2 separate regions of the Homo sapiens genome follow, and region 2 is linked to region 1. The links are chromatin loops, found by intact Hi-C in ENCODE. Cell type or tissue: dorsolateral prefrontal cortex. All regions are shown on one strand.

Region 1 (8,000 bases):
TGAGCATCATTTCATGTGCTCATCATATACCATCTTTTTCTTTTTCTTTTTTTTTTTTTTTTGGTGAAGTGCCTGATCAAATCTTTGCCCATTTAAATAATATGTTGTATATTATTGAGTTTTCGAAGTTCTTTGTATTTTCTGGATATAAGTTCTTTATCAGATATATTCTTTGCAAATATTTTCTTACAGTCTGTGGCTTACCTTTTCATTTTCTTAATAATGTTTTCAAAGTGCAGAATTTTTTAATTTTCATGAAATCTAATTTATCAACTTATTCTTTTATGGGTCATTCATAAATGAATTGTGCACTAATCATCTCCTAACATACTACATGAGTTACTTATCTTTTCACTGATGGATCCCAAGTGGCTAGTAAAGTACTGAATACACATTAGGTATCAATAAACATCTGATGGATAAATTAAAATTTCAAATAGTGAAAGCAAAATTATAGAAACTTAGTTCATTGGCAGCACAGAAAATAAAATAGCCTCTAGTGCAAAGCCATATTCAATTTTTTGTTATCTGATCTAGTATGAAGTTTGATCGATACAAGGACCCAAATTTATTAAATCTTGTTAAAGAACCTGATGCTCTCTCTCTAGAGACAATCCTTTCTTCCCCAAAATAGAAATGTGAAATTCCATAGAACTTAAATGTAAAGCAGTAAGTCCCCTACCCACCTCTGTGCCTCACCTCGCCCGTGACTCAAGTGCTATATGAACCCCTGCAAATAAATCAAGGCTGCTGAATTCTCAAAAGCTCTAATTGTGCCAATTGTAAATAAGCCTCAGGATGAATTTCAACCAGCAGTGTCCCCAAAACCATTATCTGCAACTATAATCCATTACTTTTCTTTCATAATTAATTTTTCTAATAGGTCAGTACTATTTGTTTTGTTTAAGCGCTATTCCAGCAATCCCATTTTACCAACAACCAATGTCAATTGTAATTATATACATATTTTCTATTATATACAACAAATACATTCTTATATTATGCGAAACACTAAATTGGGCAGTGATTTTTTAATGAGTAATAAGGTAATATGCTACATTGGTGCTCAACTGCACTTGTCTTGACCATATGAATTAAGAGTCTAGTGGAAATTTATAAGCACCTTGAGGACTTCCAGGTATGTGGGTGCTTAAATAGGTACTCAAAAGATGCTGCTTATTTTCATAGATTTTAATGTCTAAATCACTGGGAACAATGACAATTACCAGAGATATAGATAGGTGGTTAGATAAACACACAAGAGATATGTATGTTAGAGACATACACATTATAGAGAGTATAATAGGGTTGTATACACACCTACATATACCTATATAATGTGTGTGTCTGTGTGTTTGTATGCATGTGTATGAAATCAAAATGCAATTCACTGGAACACTGAAGACAAAGCGGTCAAGCAGCTGAGAGAATTCACCATACTGATGAGCTTTCCTCCTCAGAGAGCTTGCTCCTCAGGCCCTCACTCAAAGGCTCTTTATTCTTTTTAGATACAATTCTAAAGAGTTTGATATCTACTTTTCCATCCACAACAGACTAAATGCTGAAAACTCGAGAGCATAGGTGAGCTTGTGTTTGATGCTAGCTGCAAGCAGCCTGACACAGGGAGAAATGAGAGCTCTCCTAGAGCCAATCTGGGGAGTGTCCTGGTGAGGGCACTGAGACCTGCTAGTTAGGAGGAGGCCTAGTGCAAACAGGCAAAATTGCTTGGATGAAGGGTAATCAATCTGAGCCTAGTTCTTTTGGATGAAACCTTTGAGAACTCAATGACAAGAGGATATGGATCCAACAGGAGACTAGTAGAGAATACAAATTCATTATTTTGCTATACAATGCTAGTTGCATTTTAAACAATTGTTTCTCTATGAATTTTACTACCAGGCTTTTCTGAACCATTCTGTGTGAATTCAATACTGCCTGGATTTTTAAAACCACTTCTGACACTATAAACCAGAGAAATCTTTCTTAAAAGATAATAAGAAGATGGGGCCTTGCATTTCTCATAAAAGGAAAATGACTCCACCATAAGTGTATTCATTACACACTGTTGAGGCATGAATTCAGGGAAAATTAGACTGAATATGAGATTACCATCCTAACTTTCTGAAACACTCCCAGCGCTGTCACCAGAGTTCTTACTTCAAATATTTACTCTTGATCTAAAAATATCTTAGTCCAAGAAACGGAATGATTACTCCACAGTTAAAGTATATTTAGTGATCTGAGAGAGGAGAAGTTTCATTTCACTCAAGCAAATGGTTTTAGTACCACAACCAATTAATAGCTTCATCATGTGTGAGCCATGATTATAAAGGAATCGGACTAATTTTTTAAACAAATCTATAGGCTTCTCACAAGGGCTATTTTTCACAATGGTCACCTTGGAAGAAAGTCACTCCAGGGATACCGTCATTACTTCAGATTTGGGACCTTACCTTTAGAATTGGTTCATGAGAAAAAAAAAAAAAGAAACACTACATGCTTCATAGTTACCCTCCCCACCTAACACTACATATCCCTGATCACCAACTTTGAATATGCCTCATTTACACTGATCAACCAAAAGCCTCCTGGAAATGGTAACACGGCCTATTTATCCTGGGCTTTACTGGGAGGGTGGGGGATGAAGAGGGTTTATAGGAATTAAGAGAGTCTATTTTTAATTATTTCATCTGTGAAACATATGAAATTCCTTTGGCCAAAAATGCAATATAAAACTCAGATTATCAAGGGCCTTTTCGTGGGACCAGTGAAATGGAGAAAAAAGTCTCCATGACAAAATAGAGGACTTTTGGGAATCCTTTTTTTTCTGAGGTTTGCATGTGTGTGTTTCTAGCTTGGCTCTCACCTGAACTGCTCTTTCATAATCTACTGTAGTCATTGGGTACCTGGAATCTGGGAAAACTCCAACCTTACTCCAGCACTTGTGCAATAACACAGTAAGGCACATGGAGTCAAGTTTAAGCACTTAGTCCAGGGTTCTTTGCACCCTGTGGGCCTTCAGTAAGCACTTGTTGATTGACTGAATGCGTGGCTCACTATCAATGTGAATTAACTATATACATACTGCATTAAAATCCAACAACCCAAATACTTTCTAGCTTTCAGGAAGTAATGCATCTAATTGACAGAACCACTCTTATGCCTCCTAATCCCCACTTCCTACAAACCAGCTCAAAGGAAGAGAGAGAATTTGAAGAAACAAAAATGAACATAAGAAAAACAATTAGCTGATGCACTCTGCAAAGCCTGTAATATTATCTAGAATGACAGCATAGCCATTGTTCGTGCTGCCAGAGCCCCGCGTGTTTGCTAGCTCACCCGAGGTCCTGAGAGAATAATAAACTAAGCAGATTAGATGTAGACTGATGCCTCCATGCCACCACCAACTCACACAACACACACACTGTTCTGAGTGTCTGAACACATGCGGGCAGGTAAACCCAGAAAATGGGCACTCCATGTTGGCAGGAGGGGAAGAGGCTGCCAACAAACAGGGCCTGTTTATTATTTAACAGTTGGTACTGCTAGAGGCCTGGCACCGCTATAGAGCACTCTCTGTTTCAGTGCAAGTCAGCCTGATTATGAGAGCGTGTGAGCCAAATCATGTTTACCATAGTCTGTGAGAACCTCTGTGCCCCCAACAGACATGGAAATTCTTACAATAGCTCTCGTCCAAACAGAGAAAAATCACTCCTGAGATGGAGGTAAAGGGCCCCACGTGCTTAAATTTTGTCTGATCAGCTGGCTCAGTGTCTCTACATGTAGTTGTTTTTTCCCTGCTCAAGACAAGTCATTCCTCTCTAATGATACAGTTTCTAATCCTCTGCCTTTGGTTACTTTACTTTGGGACCTAAATCAACCAAATACTATGTCAATCACCCATCTACTAATATTGCTTATGCTGTCCTGCACGCTTTGGCTTTTCAGCAAAAGAATCTGCTGCCCAGGGCGGCTACCTCCTGCTTCTCCTTCGCCAGGGCTGCCTCTGCAGTAAGTCTCCTCTCTGCCAATGTGGGCCACAGGTGGATGCCTTCCTACAAATCCAATCAGCAGGATAATGTGCTACTATCACAAGAGTGGACCTTAATGACAAAGAGCCCTGCTTAGATGGTCACCCCATTAACTTTGATTTGATTATTCTGCCCCAGCAGAACACTTGGCTTCACAACCACAGATGGCAACAGTCCAACATAAAACCTGTAGACAGAGTAGTCATGTTGGGTTCATACATTTTCAAAATATTAAATTTCATGTAAAAATATAAACATGGTAAGTATTGAGAGAGTCCCTGGTTCCCTAGGAAAGCACTGTTTTCTTTTCTTTTTTCTTTTTTTTAACAAACCAAGGTCAGAGCACTGAGACAATTGTGCTAACTAGGCAACAGGGATAATCTAATCATTTCTTTTGAAATTCAACATAAATCAACATTTCTTTTAAGTGTAAGAACCTGGCTTTTATCTTCCATATACAACCAAGGCAATCTTTGATACTTTATGTGACTCTATTCTATACAACTGTTTTTAAATTCAAGATAAAATTGGCTCTATATAAGCTAGTTCAATATTTTGAAATTTAATTGTAACTTGGATACACTTCCTCTGTGACCATGAGTAAATCATTAAAATGCTTTCTACCAATGAGAATAAAGGCATAGCAAACTATAAGTCTTACCTGAAACTGTATGCAGTGATTGTTTTGTGTTTTGTTTTCTAATTGACAGTTGATATTTATACACTAAATTATCAAACTACTATTTGTTTTTAATTAATTCCTCAACTTTGCCACTCAAGGAAAATGATATATGCTTTGTATTGTTAAGTAAATACATAATTTTATACTTATCATGTTATTATGGTTTTCAAAGAAAGTAGTTGTCCCTAGGTCACAGATTATATACACATGCATAGCAAAAAGACTTTACAAAAACAAGGAAAATATGAAAAAATAATTGCCTAGCTTGGATCAAGTTAACCCCTGGTTTAATTTAATCATCTCCTCTACTGAGGATCTGATAAGAGATTCTTAATAACAGCCCCAAATTAAGGCAATAGAATCAGGAAATCTTTTTTTTTTTTTTTTTTTGAGATGGAGTCTTGCTCTGCTGCCCAGGTTGGAGTGCAATGGCGCAATCTCGGCTCACTGCAACCTCCACCTCCTGGATTCAAGCTGTTTTCCTGCCTCAGCCTCCTGAGTAGCTGGGACTACAGGTGCCCGCCACCACGCCTGGCTAATTTTTGTATTTTTAGTAGAGACGAGGTTTCACCATGTTGGCCAGGCTGGTGTTGAATTCCTGACCTCGAGTGATCCGCCTGCCTCAGCCTCCCAAAGTGCTGGGATTACAGGTGTGAGCCACTGCGCCCGGCCAAAATCAGGAAATCTTTCCCAAAACATCCTGTATATAGCAACACTCATAACTACTACTTTATGGCAGAATAATGGACCCGATTACAGGTTCACATGGAAAAAGTTGATATTTCAGCCACGACCAAAATATAAACAGGATTTTTCATAGGGAGTAGATGGTGTGTTCATAGCGAGATAGGTGGTGTGTTCATCTCTGTGCTGAGATACTTCATCTTAACTAGTAAGAAACATAGTAATCCCTCACATTCATTAAGAGGTATGCTGTAAGAGCTTAATATGTATACACCCATTTAACCTTCATAACAACCTTTATTTTTTAGTGACTACTATTTACAGTGATTACTATTATTTTCTCCATTTTACAGACGAGGAAACTAAAGCACAGAGTGGTTAAGTAACTTACCCAAGGCCCTGCATTATGTAAATAAAGGGGCTAAAATTTGAACTAAGGTGGTCTGGCTCCAGAGTCAAAGTGTAATCACTGTGTTCTGCTTCTCATAATAACGATCACTCTTTCTGAAGCTTGTGTTCAATTTAAAACTGTATATTCCCTGAGGCTGTAGAATGTTAGAGCTGAAGTAATTTAAAATGATCTAACCCATGGCCTAAAGCTCCAGGTGGAGAGAGGATGTTTGGGAAGACTGTGTAGCCTCAAAATTTTGTGGATAGGCACACTTTTCTGGGAAAAGAAATGAGCCACTCATCTAGTCTAAATGTCTCAGTTGAGGGATTAAAAAAAATAAAGCCACAAAGCAATGGCTGTAAATGCTGCATATTTTAAGGAAGCAATATAAAAAGAACCAAGCCCAGAAACCAGGGCTGTTTTCATTATCCTGTCTACCCAAACTCTCTTAGGTGGCTCCCTTAAAGCCAGAAGAAATCTGTGTGAGGGATGCCGAGTCAGCCTGTTTCTCTACTTGGCTCCACATGACTCAGTAAAGCAAATCAATGAGACAAGATATCTACTCATGCAAGAAAAAACAGAAATCTAGTGTGATGTTTTCTTGACTATTCAATGCTAATGGAAAAAAGTTGGTAACACATTTAAGAGGTAAGAAGAAATAAAATTGTCTCTTTACAAAGTTGACTGATTTATTCATTTAGTAGATACACACACAGGTATACACACATACACACAATTTATTTATTTTAGTGGTAGCCCAGAAACTTTCTGAATTTCTTTTGTATTTCTCTTGAGTCTTTTCCTGTAATTTATATTTACTTAAAATTTATCCCTTATGTTCAAATTTTTCACATATATATATAAAGTATTCATTATAATCATTTTAATTTCCTCCATTTCTCTGGTTATTTCCCCATTGTATTTCCAATTTTGTGCATTTGTGGGATTTCTCATTTAGTAATTAAATCATGTGATATTGGTTTGTTTATTGTTCTGTTATTCTCTTTGAAAAAACCAACTCTTTGATTTATTAGTGTGTCTCTTTTTTATTTTCTAATTCCTTAACTTCTGACTTTATTTTTTTAATCAATTCCTTGTTTCTACTTTGCAGATTTGTTTTTTGTTCTTTTAACCAACTTCATGAGATGAATGGTAATACGTTTATAATTATTTTCTTTCCTGTAATAGTCATGTTTAAAGATATGGATATTCCTCCGAACACTGTTTTATCTATATCTATACATACTTATTTTCTGTAAATTCTGTAATGCCTCTTAAGCAAAAAATTAATTTTAAAAAGTTATTGGTCTTTTTTCTTATCAATTCGCAGGAGCTCTTATTTTTTGGAGATACTATTTTTGTCTGAGATACGAGTTGCCAATCAAAATGATCACTTTTTCATATCATGTAAAAACTGTTTTTTAAATTTTTATTTGCTTGATTTTTCTTATTCACAATTGTGGTAATATCAGTAGAAGTTCTTCTCCTTCCTCTCCCAGCTTTTTGCTTCCTATATGGTTTTTGGTCCCATTAGAGTTTTATTTTCTTCTTCTACTTCCTTCTTGTTCTCTCACAGACAATTTTATTTCTCCTTATTTGTCTTATCACTTATTCAATCCTGTTTATCTAGTTTTTGAACTTTCATTTTATTTTATTTTATTTTATTTATTTTATTTTTTGAGACAGAGTCTTGCTCTGTTGCCCTAGCTGGAGTGCAGTGGTACAATCTCGGCTCACTGCAACCTCCACCTCCCAGCTTCAAGTGATTCTCCTGCCTCAGTCTACCGAGTGGCTGGGATTACAGGCGCCCACCACCATGCCCGGCTAATTTTTGTATTTTTAGTAGAGAGGGGGTTTCACCATGCTGGCCAGGCTGGTCTCAAACTCCCGACCTCAGCTGATCCACCCGCCGCAGCCTCCCAAACTGCTGAGATTACAGGTGTGAGCCACACCGTACCTGGCCTTGACCTTTTATTTTAAGGAGGCCACAATGTCTTCTATTTATTTGCTAGTATGGAAAATAGATATTATTTTCTTGTATAATTCTTCTTGTGGTATATGTTTTGATCTGGTTTCTTTGTATTGCTTTTGTTTTTGTTTAAAGCTATTAGCTTTGCTTAGCTGATAGCTAAATCTGGGTCCAATGCAGGTTCCTTTCTGATTAGTTTTCATTTTTCACTGAGTTAATTCTATCAGCTGTTTGCTGCAGGAA
Region 2 (8,000 bases), 53 kb after region 1:
TTAACTGACCCAAAGGAATTAAACACACATTTTATTTTTGTGTTTTAGTGAGATAGAGATAGGGAGGGAGAAGCATAAGCCAGTGCTCAGGAAAGACGAGGCATTAACCATATAACATAGATTTGTTTATTTATGGGCTGCAAAGTATTTCCAAGGTGACAAGTAACTTAGCCATTAATGCCTCAGCCTTATGTGTATAATGGGAATAACATACAGACTTCTTGTAATAAGTAAAAGTTAGTTTAAAGCACATTGCAAATAGTGTTATTTCAATTATTCATTAAAATAGTCAAAAAGGATCAGTTCTTATACATTAATTTCTCATTTTAAGGACAGAATTTATCAGTATTCTCATATCTATGTAACTGGCAGTATGAGAACTAAAGGCCATCAAGACTTATCTAAACTGTATAACAAGTAATAAGATTTTAGGACACAATCCCTCTATTTCTAATACAACTCCAGAAATGTTTTATTCATAAATGCATTCATTCAACATTTACTGATCAACTACTATGTACAAGGCATTGTATAAGAGGCTGTGGCAATCCTCTACTTACCTTTGTACTGTGTTTCCTACTTCCAAAGAGGTTAAATTAATACCAAAGTGATTTGTTAAAAATACAAAAAAGGATTCCAAATGGGCCAATAAAAGGAAAAGACACACCAACTCTAAGACCAGATTTATGTTACTAAATACCGACGGAAACTCCTCAGCATTTAAAAGAATACATTAAGGAGAGTAATGCAAGTCATTTGGATGTTTTCAATATGAGAAATTTGAGCCTACTGAATAAATTAATTAAATATCTTTAATATTGAGTTGCAGCTTTTTATTGCATTTATAGAACTTTACCTATTAGTAAAATATACAATCTATAATAGCTTGTCTATATCAAAAATATAGATATCTGTCAGAAAACATACAAAGCCACAACTAAAATACATTTAATATCATTACCAGTAACATTTGTGAAAAAATACCAAGCATCTAGCATTTGTTAAATTAAAGAATAATATTCCATAAAATCTACATCTGGATTTTAGCCCCTCTTTTAGAATTACTATTTAATCTTCACTTTTTTTCTCTCTCACTTCTACCCCAACAGCAACAGAAACACATGCACAAATTAAGGAATTATCTTACAATATACCCTTAAATTTTCTGAATATGCCCCATGTGTCCACTAATAGCCAAATGCTTTCAAATCTGTTCAGCTAAATGGATCAATAACTACATCCAGCCTCACATAGTGGGGCTGCCAACACGGTGAAATTGAGCCAAACACAAAATGTCTCTACCAGGACAAAAATTATTATCAACCCAGTTATCTGAAGAGATCTACTCTCCCAGATATTCTTTCGAGAAGTTGGCATACACATTATCTAGGGCAGTCAACAGCTACTAAAAAAAAAATATTTGAGTCATAAAACAGAGGATTTAAAGAAAATATTCAGAAGCTAAAACCAGTGAGTTTTAGAATAAACCAATGTAACAGTTCAAGGTCTACATCAAGTAAGAATCTTTCAGAGTCAGAGTACACAAAACACGTAAGAGCACAAGCACACTGCTAACAAGCTTCTCTGTGCTCTCACTCATATGACACAGCTGCAAGCAACAATTGAGCAGGTGCAACCAAGCTTTTGAGAATTCCTGCCTGTTGCCCAGGAACCACAACACTGCATGGTTGAGATTTTAAACAGGTGCAAACATTTTTTTTTCCCATTCGTCTAGTGCTTGAGACAGTGGAGCAGACAGTACATCTGCAACCACTCCATACCTAAAGCAACCATCACAGAAAATAAACTCAAAAGCAGCAAAATAAAAAAAAGTTTAAATAAAACAATAATGGCAAAACTGTGGTTTTGCAATGGTCTGACCCCACATCACCGTTCACTTTAATAGTACAATTCCATAAAATAATCTCTTCACCAGATGAATGCTTTGTAATTAAAATTATTTGCCTTATCAAATCTTAGAAATGTTTACTTGATTCTTACAATAGAATAAAATAAAATATATGTATAAAATGTACTATCCTTTGAAGCTGTCATTATCTGTAAGTAATCAAGAATTAACATTTTTACATTATGAAATCTATAAGCAATTTTAATACATAAAAATATTATAACTTGTTAGTTAATATATAGATTTACATAGTTATAGGTAATTCATATACATACCTGTGCAGCTATGGGGCACAAACTTGCAATTCATCAATTCTGAAATGTAAAAGAAATATATAAGTAAAAATTAATTTACTAAGTTGGAACCAGTATTTATGTTGCAACAATTCCTGCAGAGAAGTAGGAAAAGTTTCAGTGCATAAAGAGGTAAATTATTTTTTATCAATATTTTCCCTATAGGATATTTCATATATCTGAAAATATATACACACACACACACACACACACACACACACACACACAGAGTCCCTTAGCAGTGTATCATAAGCACTAGCAAGGGACTCTGACTCACCATGGCCTCTGAAACTCAAATGCTTTCACTAGAGGACGAGGCAAACACTTTAAAATGATTTTTTTTTTTGGTATTCTTCCAAGACTATTGCCTTCCTAATACAAATATGACTGCTGCTCTCTAAAATGAAACTACTCAGATTCATCTGCACTCAGTTTGGATAGAATGTTGTTAAGGAAGAAAGGTGCTTTTGTAGAGCAGTCCACAAAAAAATGCATGAATAAATGAAAGTAAACTTTGAATGTTCGTTAACTTTGAGTTACAACAGCAAATAGAAATGAAATTGATTGCTACAAGAAGGAATGCTAACACCACGTCGGATATAATGCAAAATGCCTCAACTCAACACACTTTGACAAAACTGCCAGCGAAGTAGGTATTGATACAGAAGACTATGTAAGTCCACATTAAACAAAAGTAGCAGTTTACAATTAGACCTGAAAAACATTTGGATTTAGGTGGAAACTGTATTGCAACATACAGCCTGGGAACTACTGGTACTCTTAAAAATATTTCCTAGTTCTAGCCAGGAGTGGTGGCTCACGCCTGTAATCCCAGCACTATGGGAGGCTGAGGTGGGCTGATCACCTGAGGTCAGGAGTTCGAGACTAGCCCGAGATTACGCTATTGCACTCCAGCCTGGGTGACAAGAGAGAGGCTCCATCTCAAAAAAAAAAAAAATTCTTTTTGAAAGCAAACGGACATGTTTAATTTATATAGTTCTTCTGAGCACAGTCGATTACAGCAACACATTATAGTCAGTAAGTCCACTTTATAATACTGCTTAAAAGTATATAGAGGTAATAATTTTGATGATGGCTCAATAAAACAACATCTTCGTATATTCTGATGGGAATGTGGATTACAAAAGACTTTCTAGAAACCCACTGAGTACTATGTATCAAGAACCCAAAGTTCAATATTTTTACTCAGTAATTTTAGTCCCAGGAATCAAATGTAATAGAAAACCAACAGAAATTTATGTAAAAAAGATAATTTTTATGACAGTAAAAAACTATAAGCAACCTAAATATCTAATAGAAAAATAATTAAATAAAGCATAGCACATCTATATAAAGGAATATTTGGCAAAATTTAACAAGGTACTTTAAAGAATATTTTAAATTTTACGGAAAAATGCAAATTTATAGTATTATGATGCTAAAATATTATATAAACATGTAGACTACCAATTACATGGACAGTATGAAATTATGTGAATAAGAAAAAACAAAGAACAAAACAAAGAATTAAGAGTGATTATATCTGGATAATAAGACTTTGGATGATTTTAATTTTTTCTTTTTACTTTCATATATAGTTAATTATCTACAATAAGCATGACTTTTATAATAGGAAAAAATAATAGTAGGTAGGGTAGGGGTAAAAGGAAAAAGTTATAAAATGCTATATTGAATTCATAAATGTAACCTTCCTAAGAGAAATAAATTAATTCAGTCACAAATAAAACCCAGTAACTGTGCCTACAGTGAGAAACACCCTCACTGCTTCCTCAAAGGGGCATAGCCAGGGTCTTTTTTATCCCAGTGCTTTGGAATCTACACAAGTAATTCAATAACACATTTTTAAATCATCTTAGTAAAACTTCTTTACTTATTATGCAGAGTGAAATGATGGCAAGAATAATTTAGGACTTCAAATCTCTTCAACCTAGCACAGCCTAACTTATTCACTAATTCAATCACATTCAGTGAGCATCTACTGCCTGCATGGTGCTGTGTTTGGCACTGCAACGTGCTAACAGATAAATTAGGACACACCTTACCCTCATTGAGCTAACAATTTAAAAACACTAAAAAATGTTTAGACACAGCTCACATGAAGAAGTAAACACAATACAGTTCAAAGCATTTGTGACAGATTTGGTACATTTTAAAGCAAGAAAACATACACTAGGTTTATTTTTTATATTTCTGAGCAAACACCTATCTTTAGGTAACAATAAAAAGTCATGTGTATTAGTATCACTTATTAATGCACTAGCAAATTAAGTATTTAAGTTTTTTCCTTATGTGATCTATTTTTTGTTAATGGACAGTTACATAATAGGAGATTAAGTATGAAGGAATAGTGACCCAATCTGGAATGCAGATGTGTAAGATTGTCTCAGTTTATCTGAGGCCACATAAAACACATGCACAATTATTAACAGGCTGCAGTTATTTATTGGAAACCAAAGCAAATAAGTTAGTTACTGGTTAATCCTGCTAAAAGACACTGTTATGACAACACCACCAGGGAAAGAAAAGAAGATAGAGCAAACCACTTTTGTTATGCAGATAAAATGATTCAGCATAGAGATTCTCTCAATAGCAGTTCAGTTTCCTGCTGGCCTGTAAACATAATCAGCAATGCCCTTCTGAGGCCAGTGCTGCAGGATTATTCCAATGTGAGGTCAATGGGGTCAATCTGTGTGAAGTGGTGACAAACACTAAGAGAAGGTAAGAAGCTATTTGTGTGATCAGTGATCCATAGACTGGGGCTCAGAGTTCTGGGAAGCAGTAGAGTTATGAGGTAGGGTGGTAGTTAAGCACTTAGCTTTTGCCATCAAACAAACCTGGAATCAAATTCCAGCTCCCCATCTTTAGTTCTGTGATCCTAAGCAATTTAAATTTTCTGTCTGTAAAATGGTGATCATGTTACTCACCCTACGAGGTTGTCTATGCAGGTTATATGTTATAGCCATATAAAGGAACTAGCACAGTGCCAGCCATGAGGTAAGCATTTGATAAAAGGGAACTGTTAGTACTATCATAGTTGTATGAAAAGGGAAAGCATGTCTGTCCCTTTAAGCTAAGGAACTAAGCTAGGCAAGGAGTAAGGAGATAAAGAAGGCTTGTTGAAGACATCACCCTACAGTCCAGCAGCTCATCCAAAAGCCAGTCATGTGCTTGATGTTCACAGAACATTTCTGAATCAGGCAACACTGCAACAATAGTAATAGCCACAATAACAATTCTAACCAGCACTTTTAAGCTCCATTCCTATGACTGAAAAGAAAGGCAGTAAAGTCTAAATAATACGTGCAGCAACACTGCCGAACTTCTCTGGGTGAAAAATGAAGGATCACTTTCCACATTTAACTGAAACAATCAGGAAAAGGAAAATAAGGACAAAATGAATATAATTACTCAACTGGAATTGGACCAAGGTGCCGTGTAATGGTCTTAGCAATCACATGTAGGCACTTATCACCTTTTTATGTATTCTAAGGAGATCCTGCAGATGACCAGAGCCTTATATATGAGGTTTGCAACTCTAAGTAAAAAAAAACGTTAGAGTCAGTTTTTTTCTTATGGCTGGGAAGACAGAAATGGATGCATACTGATGTTGTTCTAGTCCTTATTTGTGTTTTGATTTAAAGGACAGCACAGATCCTGAGTTGTTAAGTGGCGTGTCTTCAGATTCCCACACAGTTCATGTAATTGCTAGAGTTGTTTCACTCGCATTGGGTGAAGTTACTATTAGCACCATTCCAGATGCAGATATACTATAGAGTGTTTGTTTGTTTGTTTGTTTGTTTGAAGTTCTTTTTACTTCTAGGTTGGCATAGCTGTGTTCTCCAGTGGGATAGGTCCAATTCTATGTTACAGAATACAGAAATAGTTCATCTTCCCTTCATACTAGTTGGGCCTGGCTAGAGATGCCCCTTAAGCCATTAATAAATCTACTTGCTAATTCACTTAGAGTACTAACAAGGATCTCACCTGGGCCTGTGGGTACAACCACTCCATAGAAGAGCTCTAAACCTAAATTTAAACAAAAAGAATTTCACCCATGACTGAGGAAGCATCCACAGGACTATTTTACATGCTTTACATTTAAATTTGATATTTTGAGAGAAGACTATGTAATTCAAAATAATTTTATTTTATTTAATATGTATTTAGTCCTTCTGGACCCACTACAGAGCTGGATGTTGTATCATTATTATATGGTTATTATAAAATGTACACTTTACTCATCAATAAAGCCAATTTTACTTTTGAAAATTGAGGTACCTGGCTTCTGTGGTTTCTCTCAACAGAAAGTCCTATGAAGAGTAAGAACTATAAATTGTCAAGTAGACTTGAAAAACTTATGCTTATTTTGTAAATTACTGAGCTAGGTCTGGCCCTTCATTTTGAAAAGCTATCTGCCTATAAGAAAGAGGAAGTATGAGGAGCACAGTTATCTATTAATCAACACTGTGAACTGGAAACAGATAAAGTGCAATAAAGAAGGAAAAGGAAATCATATGGTAAACACCGTTAACCCAACGGCACAGTTGATCTGTCTAGACCTTAGGTCAGATAAGCTGTAATAAAGCTATAAAATCCACGAAAAACTAAAGCTTATTTACAAAAACTGCAAAATTTGAATTTTCTATAATTAATGCCACTTAAAATGAAAGAATTTAATATCAAATTTCATGTATAAACATGATAAATTTGAACTCTCAAGTAGAAACCTCATCTACAATACACTAAGTGTTAATAATTCTAATTGTCCTATAATCCACACTTCACAGCATATTCTAGAGAAAATAGCTGTTGGGTTTTTATGACTTAACTTAAACTTCACAACTTTTAAAATAAAAGTTTAAGAGCTAATTTAAAAATGTATTTAAGAACCTAAAATTTAGAAAATATTAAAAATTATATTTTCAAAATATCCTCAACTTGAAGTTATGGCTATTGAAATCAATGATTTATTCTCAGAAAATGTGAAAATTTTACTGGCCTGCTTGTATACATCCCTGGGGTCTTAGTTTAGATATTATCTCCTCCAGAATCTGATATCCTGTGTCTAATCCTGTCATAATAATCATTTTATTGCACTGGAATTGTCTTTTACATAAGACTGTAAACTTGGGGACCAGCATTTGTATCTTATTCACCATTACATCTGTAGTTTTTACTTAGCACAGTACATAATGTGTGGTAGGTAGGTCTTAAATATTGGCTAAAGGAATGTTGCATGAATTGTGTTAGCTTGTATTCTTGATGATTAAGAAAATTCACACTGCATAAAAAATTAAGGAATCACATTCGTAAACAAGTTATTCCCAATCTTTAAAGGACTAATCTTCCAATCTATTTTCTTGTGCTTTTTCTACCTATTTTTCCTCTTAATCAGTACAAACTTAAAATATGAGAATTTGAGTCTCAAATGTTAACACCAGGTTAGAAAGCCTCGTTAGTTTGGCCCCACATTGGACAAGAATGAGTTGTCCAAATCCTACCTGTTAACAGATACTCGGTATGGAAGAAACTGTTACACAGAGTTCACTGAAAGAGTTCTGCAGTTCCTAACCAATTATGTGGTTCTTATACTTTCTCTAAAAAACTTCTTCTAGCTATAGTTCCTGAGACAGATACCTCCACTATTTTATTCTTTTGTGGCATATATGACAGTTTAAATTATTGGGGTGATTATTGGCTTATGTGTTTATTATCTCTTTCTTTCCCACTAGATTGTATACTCCATAGAGGCCACACTACTTTATTCACTACTCTAT

What was found. A loop is a pair of places that touch in the nucleus more often than their neighbours do. Peaks named below come from ENCODE experiments on the same cell type or tissue, not always from the same donor. Only the 100,000 strongest peaks of a DNase experiment are listed, where the experiment ranks them.
Region 2: it touches region 1 in a loop (2.6-fold over the local background); 3 of 110 quality-filtered maps call a loop at or near these places.

The regions. Positions count from the first base shown.
Region 1 is chr3:114,844,815-114,852,814 of GRCh38, forward strand. The region is part of intron 4 of ZBTB20 (zinc finger and BTB domain containing 20); the gene reads right to left. Among named protein-coding and RNA genes, the nearest start is that of ZBTB20-AS3, 24 kb to the right of the region's middle. In dorsolateral prefrontal cortex, no CTCF peak of the experiment used is centred here; DNase peaks (open chromatin) are centred at 3,557 and 4,015; H3K4me3 peaks cover 1,191 bases; H3K27ac peaks cover 6,752 bases.
Region 2 is chr3:114,898,120-114,906,119 of GRCh38, forward strand. It overlaps ZBTB20 (zinc finger and BTB domain containing 20), which reads right to left. Exons shown (of 12, transcript NM_001348800.3): 4 at 2,185-2,223. Among named protein-coding and RNA genes, the nearest start is that of ZBTB20-AS3, 29 kb to the left of the region's middle. In dorsolateral prefrontal cortex, no CTCF peak of the experiment used is centred here; no DNase peak of the experiment used is centred here; H3K4me3 peaks cover 1,452 bases; H3K27ac peaks cover 5,493 bases.